Linked DNA regions of Mus musculus: region 1 is linked to region 2. The links are chromatin loops, found by intact Hi-C in ENCODE. Cell type or tissue: left cerebral cortex. All regions are shown on one strand. Links, peaks and the distances in the headings refer to the core of each region. The heading gives the core; the rest is flanking DNA.

The links. Peaks named below come from ENCODE experiments on the same cell type or tissue, not always from the same donor. Only the 100,000 strongest peaks of a DNase experiment are listed, where the experiment ranks them.
Region 1: it touches region 2 in a loop (3-fold over the local background); 2 of 42 quality-filtered maps call a loop at or near these places.

The regions. Positions count from the first base shown.
Region 1 is chr10:84,169,300-84,177,060 of GRCm38, reverse strand. No RefSeq gene overlaps it. Among named protein-coding and RNA genes, the nearest start is that of Gm40727, 63 kb to the right of the region's middle. In left cerebral cortex, for the core only: no CTCF peak of the experiment used is centred there; DNase peaks (open chromatin) are centred at 3,397, 3,865 and 4,132; H3K27ac peaks cover 2,650 bases.
Region 2 is chr10:84,352,273-84,360,033 of GRCm38, reverse strand. No RefSeq gene overlaps it. Among named protein-coding and RNA genes, the nearest start is that of Gm46201, 20 kb to the right of the region's middle. In left cerebral cortex, for the core only: a CTCF peak has its summit at 3,831 (motif pointing right); DNase peaks (open chromatin) are centred at 1,463, 1,822, 2,313, 5,513 and 1 more place; H3K27ac peaks cover 3,473 bases.

The DNA.
Region 1 (7,761 bases), core at 1,885-6,884, 180 kb after region 2:
AAACAGCTCTTGGCCTGCTATTGGGCCTTAGTGGAAACTGAACGTCTGACAATAGGACACCAAGTCACTATGCGACCTGAACTACCCATCATGAGCTGGGTACTATCAGACCCTGCAAGTCATAAAGTGGGACGTGCACAGCAGCAGTCTATTATCAAATGGAAGTGGTATATACGTGATCGGGCCAGAGCAGGTCCTGAAGGCACAAGCAAGTTACATGAAGAAGTTGCTCAAATGCCTATGGTTTCTATTCCTGTTACAATGCCATCTGCTGCCAAGCATGCACCTATAGCCTCATGGGGTGTTCCCTATGATCAACTGACCGAAGAGGAGAAGACTAGAGCCTGGTTTACTGATGGCTCTGCACGTTATGCAGGCACCACCCAGAAGTGGACAGCTGCAGCATTACAACCCCTTTCTGGGACAACCTTGAAAGACACAGGTGAAGGGAAATCTTCACAGTGGGCAGAACTTCGGGCAGTACACATGGTATTACAGTTTGTTTGCAAGAAGAAATGGCCAGATGTACGATTATACACTGACTCATGGGCTGTAGCCAATGGATTGGCTGGATGGTCAGGGACTTGGAAAGATCACAATTGGAAAATTGGTGAGAAAGACATCTGGGGAAGAAGTATGTGGATAGATCTCTCCAAATGGGCAAAGGATGTGAAGATATTTGTGTCCCATGTAAATGCTCACCAAAAGGTGACTTCAGCTGAGGAGGAGTTCAATAATCAAGTGGATAAGATGACCCGTTCTGTGGACAATCAGCCTCTCTCCCCAGCCATCCCTGTCATTGCTCAATGGGCACATGAACAAAGTGGCCATGGTGGTCGAGATGGAGGTTATGCTTGGGCTCAGCAACATGGGCTTCCACTCACCAAGGCTGACCTGGCTACAGCTGCTGCTGATTGCCAGATCTGCCAACAGCAGAAACCAACACTGAGCCCCAGATATGGCACCATTCCTCGAGGTGACCAGCCAGCAACCTGGTGGCAGGTTGACTACATTGGACCACTTCCTTCGTGGAAAGGACAGCGTTTTGTTCTTACTGGAGTAGATACTTATTCTGGTTATGGATTTGCCTTTCCTGCACGTAATGCCTCTGCTAAAACCACCATTCACGGACTGACAGAATGCCTTATCTATCGTCATGGTATTCCACACAGTATTGCTTCTGACCAAGGAACTCATTTCACAGCCAGAGAAGTACGACAGTGGGCCCATGATCATGGAATTCACTGGTCTTACCACATTCCCCACCATCCTGAAGCAGCTGGTCTGATAGAAAGATGGAATGGCCTTTTGAAGATGCAGTTACAGCGCCAATTAGGTGGTAACAGCTTGGAAGGCTGGGGTAGAGTTCTTCAGAAGGCAGTATATGCTTTGAATCAGCGCTCGATATATGGTACAGTTTCACCCATAGCCAGGATTCATGGGTCCAGGAATCAAGGGGTGGAAAAAGGAATAGTTCCACTTACTATCACTCCTAGTGACCCTCTAGGAAAATTTTTGCTTCCTGTCCCCATAACTCTAGGTTCTGCTGGCCTAGAAGTTTTGGCTCCAGAGAGGGGAGTCCTCCTACCAGGAGCTACAACAAACATTCCATTGAACTGGAAGCTCAGACTTCCCCCTGGTCATTTTGGGCTTCTAATGCCCTTAAACCAACAGGCTAAAAAAGGAATAACAGTGTTAGGAGGGGTGATAGATCCAGATTACCATGGAGAAATTGGATTACCTCTTCACAATGGTGGTAAGCAAGATTATGTCTGGAGTGTAGGAGATCCCTTAGGGCGCCTCTTAGTACTACCATGTCCTGTGATTAAAGTCAATGGGAAACTACAACAGCCTAATCCAAGCAGGATGACAAAGAACGCAGATCCATCAGGAATGAAGGTATGGGTCAATCCTCCAGGAAAAGAGCCAAGACCTGCTGAGGTGCTGGCTGAAGGAGAAGGAAATACAGAATGGGTAGTAGAGGAAGGTAGTTATAAATACCAATTAAGGCCACGTAACCAGTTGCAGAAACGAGGATTATAAAGTAATATGAATGCCCATTGTAAATTTACTAATGCGTTTGCGATTGTACGAGGGATAGTTATATCATGTTAGGCGTATTTACAACCTTGTTATTGTTTCATGTGAACATGAGATATTATTTGTGTCAAGTTGACAAGGGGTGGATTGTAGTGGCTATTCCTGGTTGTCAACTTGACAATATTTGGAATGAACTACAATCCGGAATTGGAAGGCTCACCAGTGACCCTTATCTGGAGGCTTGGAGATCCTTATCTGGATCTTGGTTTGAAGATCTTGAGCCATATTGGCTATGGATTCCAGAAGATTGAATCTCCGAGTTTAAGGAACACACCTTTAATCTGGGCTACGCCTTTCATCTGGGATTAAAGGTGTGGTGGAACACACCTTTAATCTGGGCTACACCTTCTGCTGGAGACAATATAAGGACATTGGAAGAAGGGAGTCTAGCTCTTGCTCCTGCTCCTTCGCCTGCTTGCTGCGTGAGACTGAGTAACTGCTAGATCCTTGGACTTCCATTCACAGCTGTGACTGAACGATTGTTGGGAATTGAGCTGCCGACTGTAAGTCATCAATAAATTCCTTTATTATCTAGAGACTATCCATAAGTTCTGTGACTCTAGAGAACCCTGACTAATACACCTCCATACATACTCATTCATACATGTGTGCCAACACATGAAATCAAGCATACACACAGGAATAAAAAACATAGGAGATCATTTTAAAGACTTTAGGCTATGATCTCCACATTACAGTTCAGAATGGAGTAGAAATACAAGGACAGTTCTGGTCAAGCTGTTTCACTGAGAAATATGAGTTGACAGAGAATAAAATAATCAGATTACCCTCTAATGAGATTACAACCAACAGGCACAGAGCTTAATAAAGTGGTAAAAAGTGTAAACAGCTCAAGTTTCTATCCAGCCCAAAGAGCAAGTAAGTTTTTAAAAGCCATCTTAACCTGAAAGTTATAGTGATAGGAAATGTTGGTTAACAGGTCAAAGTCCTGCAGCTTACTCCTGCCTTCGCCACAAAGCTCCAGCTCTAAAACACCACGGTGCTGGATCTTCAGAGCCTTTGCTACCACCTTTTCTCCTTCAGGTCTAGACCCTGCCTTTACCTCTGCAGCTTGAGGACAAACTTTTTGAGACCCAAGCCTTTCTCTCTAACAGGTTCAACCCTTCACATAGTTCCTAAGGCTCACAGCACTTCAATGAACCCAAGTTTGATGATGGGAAGAGCTAGGCTCCTCCAGGAACACTGTGTCTAGATAAAACAGGACAGCCAGAACTCAGGCTCAGGAAACTTCTCTTATAGGAATGCAGGGTGTTCACTCATTCAGTAAGCCCCGATGAAGGATGGCTCTGCTGAGGCTCTGTACCACTAAAATATATTACTAGAATGGCTTGGGCTTCATTCTGTTCCCTGTTAAGTGGAGACAGTGGTCTCTATCACAAGATGATGTATGTTAAAACCATAACAGACTCAGCCCTCCACACGAATGGAAGATATCATTGACTATTTTTATGTAACTACATTTTGAATTCTCAATCCTTCTAGAAGAATCTACATTCCTTCGGTCTGGGAAGACTTAACCTTGCCTCTGTATTTACTATATAAAGCTCTCTGCTTATGGAATCCACTAATGGCTTTTCTTTCCAGTATTTTCTCTGGTGGAAGCACCCCACTCCTTAGGATTTTCACAGGGACTGACCCGATGTCTTCATCTTCTTATGACACCTCTCCCTAAAATATATGAGTGTAGGAGGGGTGTTTGGAAGTAGGCCACTGGGGAGGAAAAGAGGAGAGAGGAAAAGCTAGTGTTTGCATGTTGCCATGGTTACAGGCATCACCTCCCTTCTGACTAGGACTTGCCCTCCCAGAAAGCCTGGTTTTAATTTCCCCTTTGAAATGAGGCCTGGGTCTTGCTGCCAATTTAGATTTCACTGGTCAGCTGTTTGGCAGATTCTCTCCCCCTGAGGCCATTTCTTCTGCCCAGACTACTCAGTGACCTTTAACGCAGCCACGTCCCTTTGGTCTAGTGGTTCTGCTGTGAGTTAGAGTAAATGGCCTTATTACTGCTACTCTCCCAAGCATCCTAAAAAAAGAATCACTCAGGCTATAGTTGCAGGATAGCGTGGGTGCCATCCTAGGAGACAAGAATGTGAGGAAACCAGCTTCTACCAAGGGAAATACTCCATGTTTTGGAAAGTGCATTATGTAGATTGACTTATACAGGATAGCGGTGCAAGAGTATGAGGGAGAGGAAAGACAATGGTTCAGGGCAGTTTCAAGAGCTGAGCTATGGGCAATGCAGTTGGATTTGCTATAGAATTTGTATAGTGTTGACAGTTTGGCTCCATCCTTTGTTAAGATTAAATGCCCAGATTGTAGCATGGGCTGCTTGGGAGGCACTGTCCACTGAGGAAGGTTTTAAGGGTCAGTGTGAGTTGGCGTGTGGGTCTTGAGAACAATGTGAATATATGAGTATCACGTTATGGAAGAGAGGTGGATGTCCAAGCAAAGAAGCTCCCAGGATATCAGAAGCCAGGGAGAAAATGGGACAAAAGTTGAAACACTGAGATCCAGAAAGGAGCTGAAGGGGGGGGCAGGTAGGCTGAGAGACTGATGGTCTACCATCCAGCCAGAGATGCTGGATTTCTTCTGGGGCCTCTTTGGATCCCAGAGGAACTTCTGAGGTGTGTAGGTGGTAGACAAGGGATCCCTTGTGCTGGCCAAACAGTAGTGTGTGTGTGTGTGTGTGTGTGCAGGCATGCATGTGGAATGGAACCTTGTAAGCTCTTCAGAGGTTCAAATGGCAACAATGGCTGGACTTTATGCTATGACACTGATGGATATGTTCATGGTTTCCTGTGTTTCACAGAAACTCTTCTCCTGCCAGCTGCCCTCAGTGGAGTCTACTACAGTCCACCTGAGAGGTTCTGTCAGTGTGGAATCCCCAGGAAGTGACTTCAGATTCCCCAGTCTTCTTTCTGGAGTCTTTCTTTGCCCTTACACAGATTTGGAAGAGACTGGAAGGAGTGGTCTTTTTTTAAGCCAAGAAACTGTCCTGTAGAGCCTTTCTTCAGTGTCTTGGGGATTTTCTCATTCTACATCAACATGACCAAGAGAGACTTTAAAAAACCCTTTCCAAGAACAAAATGATTTCTTAGAACATGGCTTCCCATCGTTCCTTTAGAGATAGAGGCCATTGACAGCTAGATAGTAACTGTCTTTGCTAAAAAGAAGGCTGTGATGTTCTCCCCTCCTATAAACACATAGAGAGCCAGGCAGGATTAGTGTGAGACTAAGATATGACAGCCAGGTCCAAGGCAGTTGAATAACTTTGTCTAAGCCTAGGGCTAGAAAATAGGCTGTGAACTTTAGACCTAGTGACATTTCTTTGTTCCTCACGTGTCATGTTACATTTGAGATCTTTACTTGCCAACCCCCAATTCTTCACTGTGTTACTGGAATATGGAGCAGAGCCTGTCCTGTGTGAACCACACTGTTCAGTATTATATGAAACATCTAAAGTCTGGGGCATATTGTGAGCAGTGTTTAACATTCCCGAACTTGAGGTCTGGCCCCCTTGGCCTGTTTTCTTTGATGCTAAGTTAAACATCAAGGCTGTAATGATAGACTATGCATGTCTTAATAGAGAATAAAAGCTGGTCATTTTGCATGTGCACAGGGAATTCCTTTAAAATAACCAAATATTAGGAGTTTATTTTTCCTTCTTAAAATAAGAAATTGATTTATCTTCAAAAGGTCCTGTCCAGAGTTTGTCTTAAACAGAGGATTTTTCAGATGCCCAGGATGTTAGCATCTGTTCATTCAGCATGTGTGAGACATAAAGCCTCGCAGCTGCCCCGGGAAGAGGCATGCTCCCTTCACTTCTGCTGGACTTCTGCAGGAACCTCCCAGCTCAGCTTCTGCCCACCTTCATCTCCTTCCTCTCCATCCCTAACCTTGGCTGAGAGCATTTCACAATACATGTCAAAACAGTCCACATTTTCCCAGTTTTATTTTGTATCTAGATCTCTCCTTCCTTCAACAGATATTGTCTGAGTAACTCACCCAGTGCCAAGTGCTTGGGATATAGCAGGAATCACACAAGATGCCAACCTTTGTTGGGTTGTCGCAGGGACCAGAGAATAATAAAGAGTAGAGACAGAGAAAGAAACCAAGATGAAGAGTGAACATAAAGTGTACTAGGGAAGGGACAGAGAAGACTTGAGAACAGAGCTGGAGAAGAACCATTATAGTATTAACAAAGTGTGGTCAGCTTAGACTACATTGAAAAAGATCTTCTGAGCCCCAACCTGTTTCACTCAGAGGTAAAAACCAGAGGACTCGAATTTTCCTATTAAAGCCTACAAGATCTAGATCCCTCACCTCCCTGACATCTCTCCATGCTACCTCCCAAGTTAGGGCTCCCTTAACTTTAGTGGACATCAACTCATCGGAGGGGTTTATTCACCCATAGATGACTACGTCTGGAGAAATCTGAGTAATTTGCAGTTTAGCTAGTAGTATTGTGTCAAAGCTAATCTATGAGTATAGAAAAAAATGTATTTTGATTAGGTAGATGGCTAATGTCAGGGTACTCTGAGTTGAGAGAAACCTTTGTACTATCTTTACAAAACTTCTGACGATCGAGAAGTTTTTAAAATGTAAGTCTTTCTCTCTCAGGCCTGGTGAGATGGCTCAGTGGTTAAAAGCACTGACTGCTCTTCAGATTTCCAGCACCCACATGACAGCTCACAACTGTCTGTGACTCCAGCATCTGCCATCTGCACACAGACATACATGCAGGCAAAACACCAATGTATATATAAAAAAATAAAAGTCTCTCTCTCTCTCTCTCTCTCTCTCTCTCTCTCTCTCTCTCTCTCTCTCACACACACACACACACACACACACACACACACACACATACTTAGCTTGACTCTACCTTCACCTTCCATGTCTTCAGATGCAATAGGACTTAAGAATGTACATCTTCAACTGGTCCCCAGGTGATGCTGATGTTATTGGTCCAAAGACACTGCTGGGAGAACCACATCTCCTAATCTTTGTTCCATCCGTGGTTACCTCTACGGAAGTACAATGACTTAGAAGGCTCACATTTGAAGTGTTCTCTTGACATGAAGAGCAGTTTTCGTAAGAAGGTTTCCTTATGGGTAAATGATGCCTTCATTTCCTCACCTTTTCAAAGTTTTTCTTCAACAGGGCCTACTCCTCTGCAGATGAAAGATGGCCACCTCTCCTTTCAATCCATTTTGCCTATTTATCACTCTTGCTTTATTTTTTCTCTCTAGTGCTAGGGAATGAGACACTTAGGTATTCGCTATTTTTGCATTTGTCTGTCTCCTACCAATCCCTGTCTTGGAGATATAAATGCCCTGAGGGCCTTTCCATCACAGTCACTGCTATGTCCTAGACACTTAGAATAATCCTTCCAATGTAGCTGATCACTGAATATCAGTGCCCTGCATGGGTGTCAGGGAACTCAGTAGAACTGTCCATAATACTTGGTGTGGAAGTTGTTTAAAAGAGCTCAGATTAAAGGCTCAAAAACATCTGGGCTCCAATACCTTTTCAACCACATGTTCCCTACCTAACCAAATACCTTTCTTCAACTCAACTGAGGAATCCTGGCTATACCGAGTCCTGAGGAAATGGGAAGATCTAATGCAGTGCTTCAAATAGAGT
Region 2 (7,761 bases), core at 1,043-6,042:
GACCCAAACATGGTTGATTGATGATATTTGACTGAAGTAGGGGTGCTGGAGAGATTTACAGTGGTCATCCCTCTTTCCTCTCTCTCCCTCCTTTCTCCTTGGCCTTGTGCCTTCCTTCCTTCTTTCCTTTTTCTTTTCTCTAAATTTCTATGAAAATGAAGTCAACCTAGAAACACTTCTGGTGGCAGATTTTATTCTTGAGAGCCAAAAGTGATGAGTTGAATGAGAGTCAAGAGAGAGTGAGTTGAACATAAGGCTGGAGGGCAGTGTATAATACAACCTCATTGTATCTCTGAGTCCATCCATCCTTAAAGCAAGCACCAAGGCTTCTGGATTCTGTTTGTTGGATTTGGCCATCTGTCTTCTTGCAACAGAAGATTCCTAACTGACCCGGCTCCTGAACATATGAGATTAAGACAATGAAACTCAGTGTTGACTAAGGCAAGATTGGCTTCTACTCTCATCCTGTTCATGGTGCAAGAGGGACATCACTTCATAGTTGAAGTTCTTAGCTCCAAATACTGGGAGAAAAATTTCAGGTTCTTTCAACAGAGATGAACCTTATTAAGGCTCATTATAAACACAGAGTCTTGCAGCAGGACTAGTCATTGAGATTCCATGTATGGAGCCAAAACCCAGCTATAGAATTGATTAGGTAGAGACCTCGCAGCTGGCACTAGTGGTCACAGTCTTTGTTCCATGCACTGCCAACATGTGACTAAGGACTGAACATTGATAATGTACATTTGTCAGGGTTGACACTGAAAACTGACATTCCTAGAATGGATCTTAATATAGGATCTGAACTCGTGTCAAGTTAGGCTAGGGTTTATCTAATTGGAGTAGATTTGGGCACATGTCTGTACTCCTAGGACAGGGTTTCCATAGTAACCTCCACCTTATAGTAGACATCTTAAGATGAGGACTTTTTTTAACATAGGAAAGACATTCAAAGGATCTGAATCGGATGAAAGTCACATGTTGAGCATATTAGGGAAGGCCAAGTTTAAGACCAGAACATCATGAACAAAGACATGACACTTGGGAACACAACTTGGGCAAGGTTTATCAAGAAGGCTCACGCGGCATGCTTTCCCTGGAGACTAGGCAATCACATATAAGCTTATTTTCAGGCTGCGTGTGATGAGCCCATGTGCTGATTTGTGTCCTTCCCCAAAGAGAGCTCACTATGTTTATGAAATATTAAAAAAAATTCTGGAAAAGTCTACAATCCAAAATATTTCTGGTCTTCAGCAGTTTGAATAAGGGATATTCAACTTGTAGCCTCATTTTTATAGATGAGGTAACCAGGGCTCAAAAAGTCACAAGACTAACTAGCCTAAAATCACACAATGAAGTGGCAAGACCAGATAGCAGCTCTCTCCTTTTGACTGACATTGTACCCGCCTCCCCCAACTTTGGACAGATTTGTTAGATTCTGAAAAGATGTCTGCAGGTCTGTGTGCCCAGACTAATGTCAATGTGGCTTTTACTTCGTGCCAAGTGCTGAATTAGGCTATTACATCTTGCACTCTGCATGTAATGAAGTATTTGGAACATTCAGAAAAGCCAAATAACTAGCCTAGGTCTATGGAGTTCCACAACCTGTGATCTTTGCAAGATATTCTAGGACAGAGGTCTGAGGAGGGAGAGGAAGTGTGTGCTGATGAAGAGGAAGAGAATGGCTGTGTTGGGCTGTGTTGGGAAGAAATAAAGAAGACCCCAGGTGGTGGTACCGTTCTTGGGTTGAGGAAGCATAAGGCATGTGGGCAGGAAGCCCAGAGTGCCATCTGGAGTCTCATAATATCACCAAGATGCTTTCTCCCTGCAAAATGAGGACAGCAGGCCTGTGCAGGGCTGCAGACTCACAAGGATGCATCCAGCCTGTGCCTTGGAAGCTGAAGCTGGGCAGGACAATTATAAGGCAGATGGGAGCATGGGATCACGTGCTTGGTACAGAGGCAGCCAGACTCTGCTCCCATTGCAGGCTGTCAGTAGGGATGCCCCTCCTCATATTTGCTCCCTGTGGGTACTTTCTACTCTGTGACCTCCTCCTCCTCTCTCCTTCCTTTCCTTTTTAACTAAAGCTTCCATTTTCTCAAATTCCCTCTTCTGCTCTGCTGGGTACAGGGATGAACCTATGTGCCAATGATCTTCAGGCGTCCAATCTCTCTCTTCCCACCCAGCATACCTATTTCTCCTCTTCGGTTTCTCATTCTCCTGGTTTGTACCAAATGCTAGGAATGGACATCTGGGAGGAGCCAACCTTGCTCCTGGCCTCACTTCCATTCCCTCCCTCCATCTCTGGCCATCTTCCCTGTATCTCCCAGCACCCCCTTTACTCTCACAGCGCCTGCCACTTGAGATCAAAGACTCTCCAAGTTAAGTTTCCTCTGTGCCGTGTCTCTCCTCTCCTTCCTCTGGCACATTCTGGTAGATCTACTAGGCAATACCACCAGACTTAGCAACGGGAGGAAAGTCAAATCATTTTGGAATGTCTTTGGGAAGTAAAGTGGTGACTCATTTACAGCCAGTCAAAGTCTCCAGCCGCTTCCATTTGTAATGATTATTTTCACTGTCAACCTGACTCTAGTAGGAGTCACCTAGGAGACCCACCTCTTAGGATGTGAGTGAGGATACTCCAGAAAGGTTCAACTACAGAGGAAAGACTGAGGGTGGGTGGCACCGTCCTGTAGGCTGAACTTCTGAACTGAACGAAAAGGAAAAAGGGAGCCAGGGAGCTGAGCACCAGCATTCATCTCTCTCTGCTTTCTGATCATGGTCACAGTGTGACTGGCTTCCTTCTACTTACTGCTATGTCTTCCCCATTATGACGGACTATACCCTCAATCCTTGACTCAGGATAAGCTCTTCCTTCCTTAAGTTGCTTTTTGTCCCTGTTCAGGGCTGGTCTTGTCTACTCCCAGACACTGGCATCCATCAGTCTCCTCTAGGAACACCACGATAATCACACACTTGTGGTCCACCAGTCCTAGGCATCTTGAATGTAGCTGCATGTTGCTTAGTCTGGGGAATGAATTACATCCATCAGACTGACCTGTGGGAAGTCTGTAGAGGTATTTTCTTGACTGTTGATATGGGGATGTTTAGTCCACTGCCCAAGTGGTTCTGGGTTGTATCTTAAAGGCAGCTGAGCAAGCCATGGGGAGCACACCAGTAAACAACACTACTCCATGGCCCCTGCTTCTGTTCCTGTTTCCAGGTTCTCAACCTGTGTTCCTTCCCCAATGGACTGTAAGTCGTAAAATGAAATAAACTTTCTCTTCCCAAGCTGCTTTAGTTCATGGTGTTTATCATAGCAAATACGAGGCAAATTAGAGTAAGCTGTTCTTACACGTTGACTTTAGCCTTAAGAGATGGCGAACAGAGGATTTTGTCATATTGGGTTAGATTTGTGAACTACAGAACTGTGAGGTATCAAGTATGCATGCATATGTGTGTGAGGGTATATGTGCACCTGTATATGTATATGCATGCCTGCATATGTGTGTGTAGCAAGTATATGTGGACAGGTGTGTGTGTGTGTGTGTGTGTGTGTGTGTGTGTATGTGCTCATGATAGCACACATGTGAGGGTCAGAGAACAGTTTTTGAGTCTTAGTTTTCTCCTCCCACTGTGGGTTATTGGGATAGAATTTAGTCATCAGAACCTCAGTTGACTTGCTAGCTCAAATGTGATTGTCAAACTGCTGCACCCAGCATGGCCCTCAATTGCAAGCAACTTAAAACAACTTTTTTTTTTCAAAAAAGATTTATTTATTTGATTTATATGTGTACACTGTAGCTCTCTTCAGACATACCAGAAGGGGGCATCAGATCCCATTATAGATGGTTGTGAGCCATATGTGGTTCCTAGGAATTGAACTCAGGACCTCTGGAAGAGCAATCAGTGCTCTTAACCACTGAGCCATCTCTCCAGTCCATGAAGCAACTTTTAATTACCTATGCAGAAAAGAAATGTAAAGAAAATGAGATGTGGTTTTGCCTGCCTAGGATGCTACTTGGATACACAAGACACCCATCCCAGCTATGGGTGAATCAGGACCTAGCTGGTTCACTTGGTTCTCTGCTCATTTAGCATCCTTGATTCATCTCCCTTCTCATATCATGGCTTTTCCCAGCTCTGAGCTGGGCATGAGAGAAAGAGCAAAATACATCCCAGTTTGGAACTTATCCCTGAATCAAACTTCCAGAGACAATCTAATACGAGCAAGGAGAGGAGAGGAGAGGAGAGGAGAGGAGAGGAGAGGAGAGGAGAGGAGAGGAGAGGAGAGGAGAGGAGAGGAGAGGAGAGGAGAGGAGAGGAGAGGGGAGTCACGAGGCAAAGGGAGGGTCAAACTGTATTAAGGAAAACCCAATCACAGAGTATCTGGGCAATAAGCCTCGGTAGAAGCAGTATGTGAATGTGAGCTAGAAGTGTATATTTTGTATGATAATGTACAGGTTACAGGTTTCACACAGACATTCACTATCCAAACACAGAAAATGTTCAACATGTAAATATTTTGCTGCCCGCACCTAAGGCTATGCAGTAGAGTACAGGATTAAACACACGCAGATGGTTGCACATGTACTCTCTGGTGGGCAACTGACACATATGATGCTTGTTTGTGTGTATGCATGTGTGAGTGCACGCTATGACATGACTATTGAGGAAGGCAGAGGACAACCATAGATGTTGGTTCTTGCCTTCTGCTTCCTTTGAGCCATGGCCTCTTCTTGTTCTCTGCTTTGTACCCCAGGCTGCCTGGCCCCTGAACTTCTGGAGCTTCTCCTGACTTGGTCCACCCCGCCCGCCCCCCATAGGAGGGCCGGGATTATTGATGCATGCGACCCGAACAGTTTTCTGCGGGCTTTGGGAACCCAAAGGTGAGTCTTCCTGTTTGTGTGGCAAGTGATTTACCCACTGAGTGGCCTACCAGACCTTCTCTAACTGCTGAGGCCGGTATCGTTGTGGATACCACTGACATTTTGGAGGGGACAGAACACAGAGACAGTGTGAGGGAGATTGTTTCACACATTATAAAATACAGATGTGATTGTTCACAATTTCTGTCGCTATGAATTGTGACTGGAGTGGAATGGATGGATGGTAACACACCGTTGGGGCCACCCTTTGATCCAAACCCAGTTCCTATATGGGAGAGTTTGAATGCCAAATCTCCACAGTCTCAGGTTAGGGCTTGGTTGAAAGCTGATAGGCCTCTGGGGAGTCCTTAGCCTCTGATGTAATCCACAATGACTCCATCATTCTGACGTAATCTTCAATGAATAGCCTTTGATGAATCCATTGTTATTGCAAGAAGATGGGAATCAAGAGATGAGGGTTAGTTAAATAGATAAGGTTATTGAATGTATGCCATTTTGGTGGCCCTCCCTCCCTCCCTCCCTCCCTCCTCTCTTTTCCCATCATCAGGTGAACATGCTCTGCCATGTGCTTTTACCACCGTGGTGTTCTGACTCACCAGGGAGCCAGATGGCCACCGACAGAAATATCTCAGAGACCGGAACAAATAACACCCCTCCACACGTCGTCTTTCTCAGGTTATTTGTTTGCGAGGGTGATAAAGCTGACTAGCAACCTTGCATCTTTTAAGATGTACAACTGGCCCTAAGAGATGGAATTTATTGTTATTCTCCTGTTACCATGGGAGAAACTGATACATAGCCAGAGACCAAGCAAGTTCAAGGTCATGTGGCTGGGAATTTTCATGCATGCTGGCAGTTAGACTCCAGACTTGGCCCACTTTCTGTATCTTAAAGCTTGGGGGACTTCTCTTAAAGGGAGAGAGACAGACTCTTCTTTTGGTTCGTTTAGATTTTCACGTTTTACTCTGTAATGTAGCTTGGGCTGGACTAGAACTCAGTCTTCCCGCCTTGGTCTCCCAAGTGCTGGAATCACAGGCATGCACCAGCACGCCCCAACACTAGACTCTTTTGTTTGTTGTTTTATTTACATTTTTTCTTGATGAGAAAAATTAGTTTGTCCCTGTTAGTAATAATCAAATGCAATCCATAGCGAATACACATTTATTTAGTGAATATTCAACGAGCACCCGTTAGAGAAACAGAGATGCTACTGTGTTCTGGGAATAAAAGAAGCTCAGCCTATGCTCTTCTCAGATTTTATTTAAAACTTAAAGAGTTAGGTGAAACCTTAGCAGTTACTCATATATTTATTTTATTTAATTATTACCCATCTGATTTCTTTCTCAAACTGGGGCAGAAAGCAAATCCTCCCTGCTGTAGATCGTTCCTATCAGCGCCAGAGAAGTAGTGGACACACCCTGAGGGCTTGTATCCTTTGCACCCCTCAGGGATGGGGAAGACGGATGTTTATCCACGTCTGCCCACTGAGGGGAGTAGAACTGTCAAGGTTTTAGTAAGCTAACAGGCAAGAATAGGTATCTTGGCATAGGTTTTGTTGGCATTCCATCTAGGATCGGCTCCACAGTTACCTGGCAACAGCCAGGTGTGCCTGACTCACTATAAAAAGGGCTGCTTGCCTCCTCCTCATTCTCTTGCTCTTCCTCTCCTACCTCTTCCTTCTCTGTTCCTTCTCTCCCCATTCACCTGCCTCCTCTCTCTCCATGTGTTCATGGCCGGCCTCTACTCCTCTTTTCTCTTCTCTTCTCTTCTCTTCTCTTCTCTTCTCTTCTCTTCTCTTCTCTTCTCTTCTCTTCTCTTCTCTTCTCTTCTCTTCTCTTCTCTTCTCTTCTCTTCTCTTCCCTTCCCTTCCCTTCCCTTCCCTTCCCTTCCCTCCCCTCCCCTCCCCTCCCCTCCCCTCCTCTCCTCTCCTCTCTCTATCTTCTTTCCCTCCTCCTCCTTCCCTTTCCTCCTTCCTTTCCCCCTTTCTCCCTTCCTCCCCTCCTCCCTCTGTCTTTCTCTGTTTCTACTACCACCTCAACTCCCCTTCCCATGCCCTAAATAAACTCTATTCTGTATTGTACTGTCCTGTGGCTGGTACCTCGGGGGGGGGGGTATATCCCTCAGCATGGGCCCACAGAGGCACCCCCTTCCTCCACATCATACTGCACCTCCACCAAACCTATCCCTGGCTTCTTTTTTCTTTTTTTACAGAATACAACAGGTTTAACTGGTGATCTTATAAGGGATGCTTATTTGTTTCTAGTGTGAGTGCGTATCTTTACATTCTATCATCAGGTTCTGTGTCTGTCCACTTTGCCCTGCACTTTAGCCACAATGCAGCCCACACACTGCCTCTGTTCCCTTTAACTTAGTTGCTTCTTTCTCATTTTTCATTATCATAAGTCACGGGGAGAGAGACTTTCTCTGTCATGCACATCCAGGAGGAGATGTACATGTTTAATCCACTGACAAGTCTCTTCAAATGTCTGCAATTGTCTTTCCACTAACGTGGCATCATAAGATTTCTTGCTTCATTGTGATAAAAACTGCATGGTACTGGTATAGAGACAGACAAGTAGACCAATGGAATAGAATTGAAGACCCAGAAATGAACCCACACACCTATGGTCACTTGATCTTCGACAAGGGAGCTAAAACCATCCAGTGGAAGAAAGACAGCATTTTCAACAATTGGTGCTGGCACAACTGGTTGTTATCGTGTAGAAGAATGCGAATCGATCCATACTTATCTCCTTGTACTAAGGTCAAATCTAAGTGGATCAAGGAACTTCACATAAAACCAGAGACACTGAAACTTATAGAGGAGAAAGTAGGGAAAAGCCTTGAAGATATGGGCACAGGGGAAAAATTC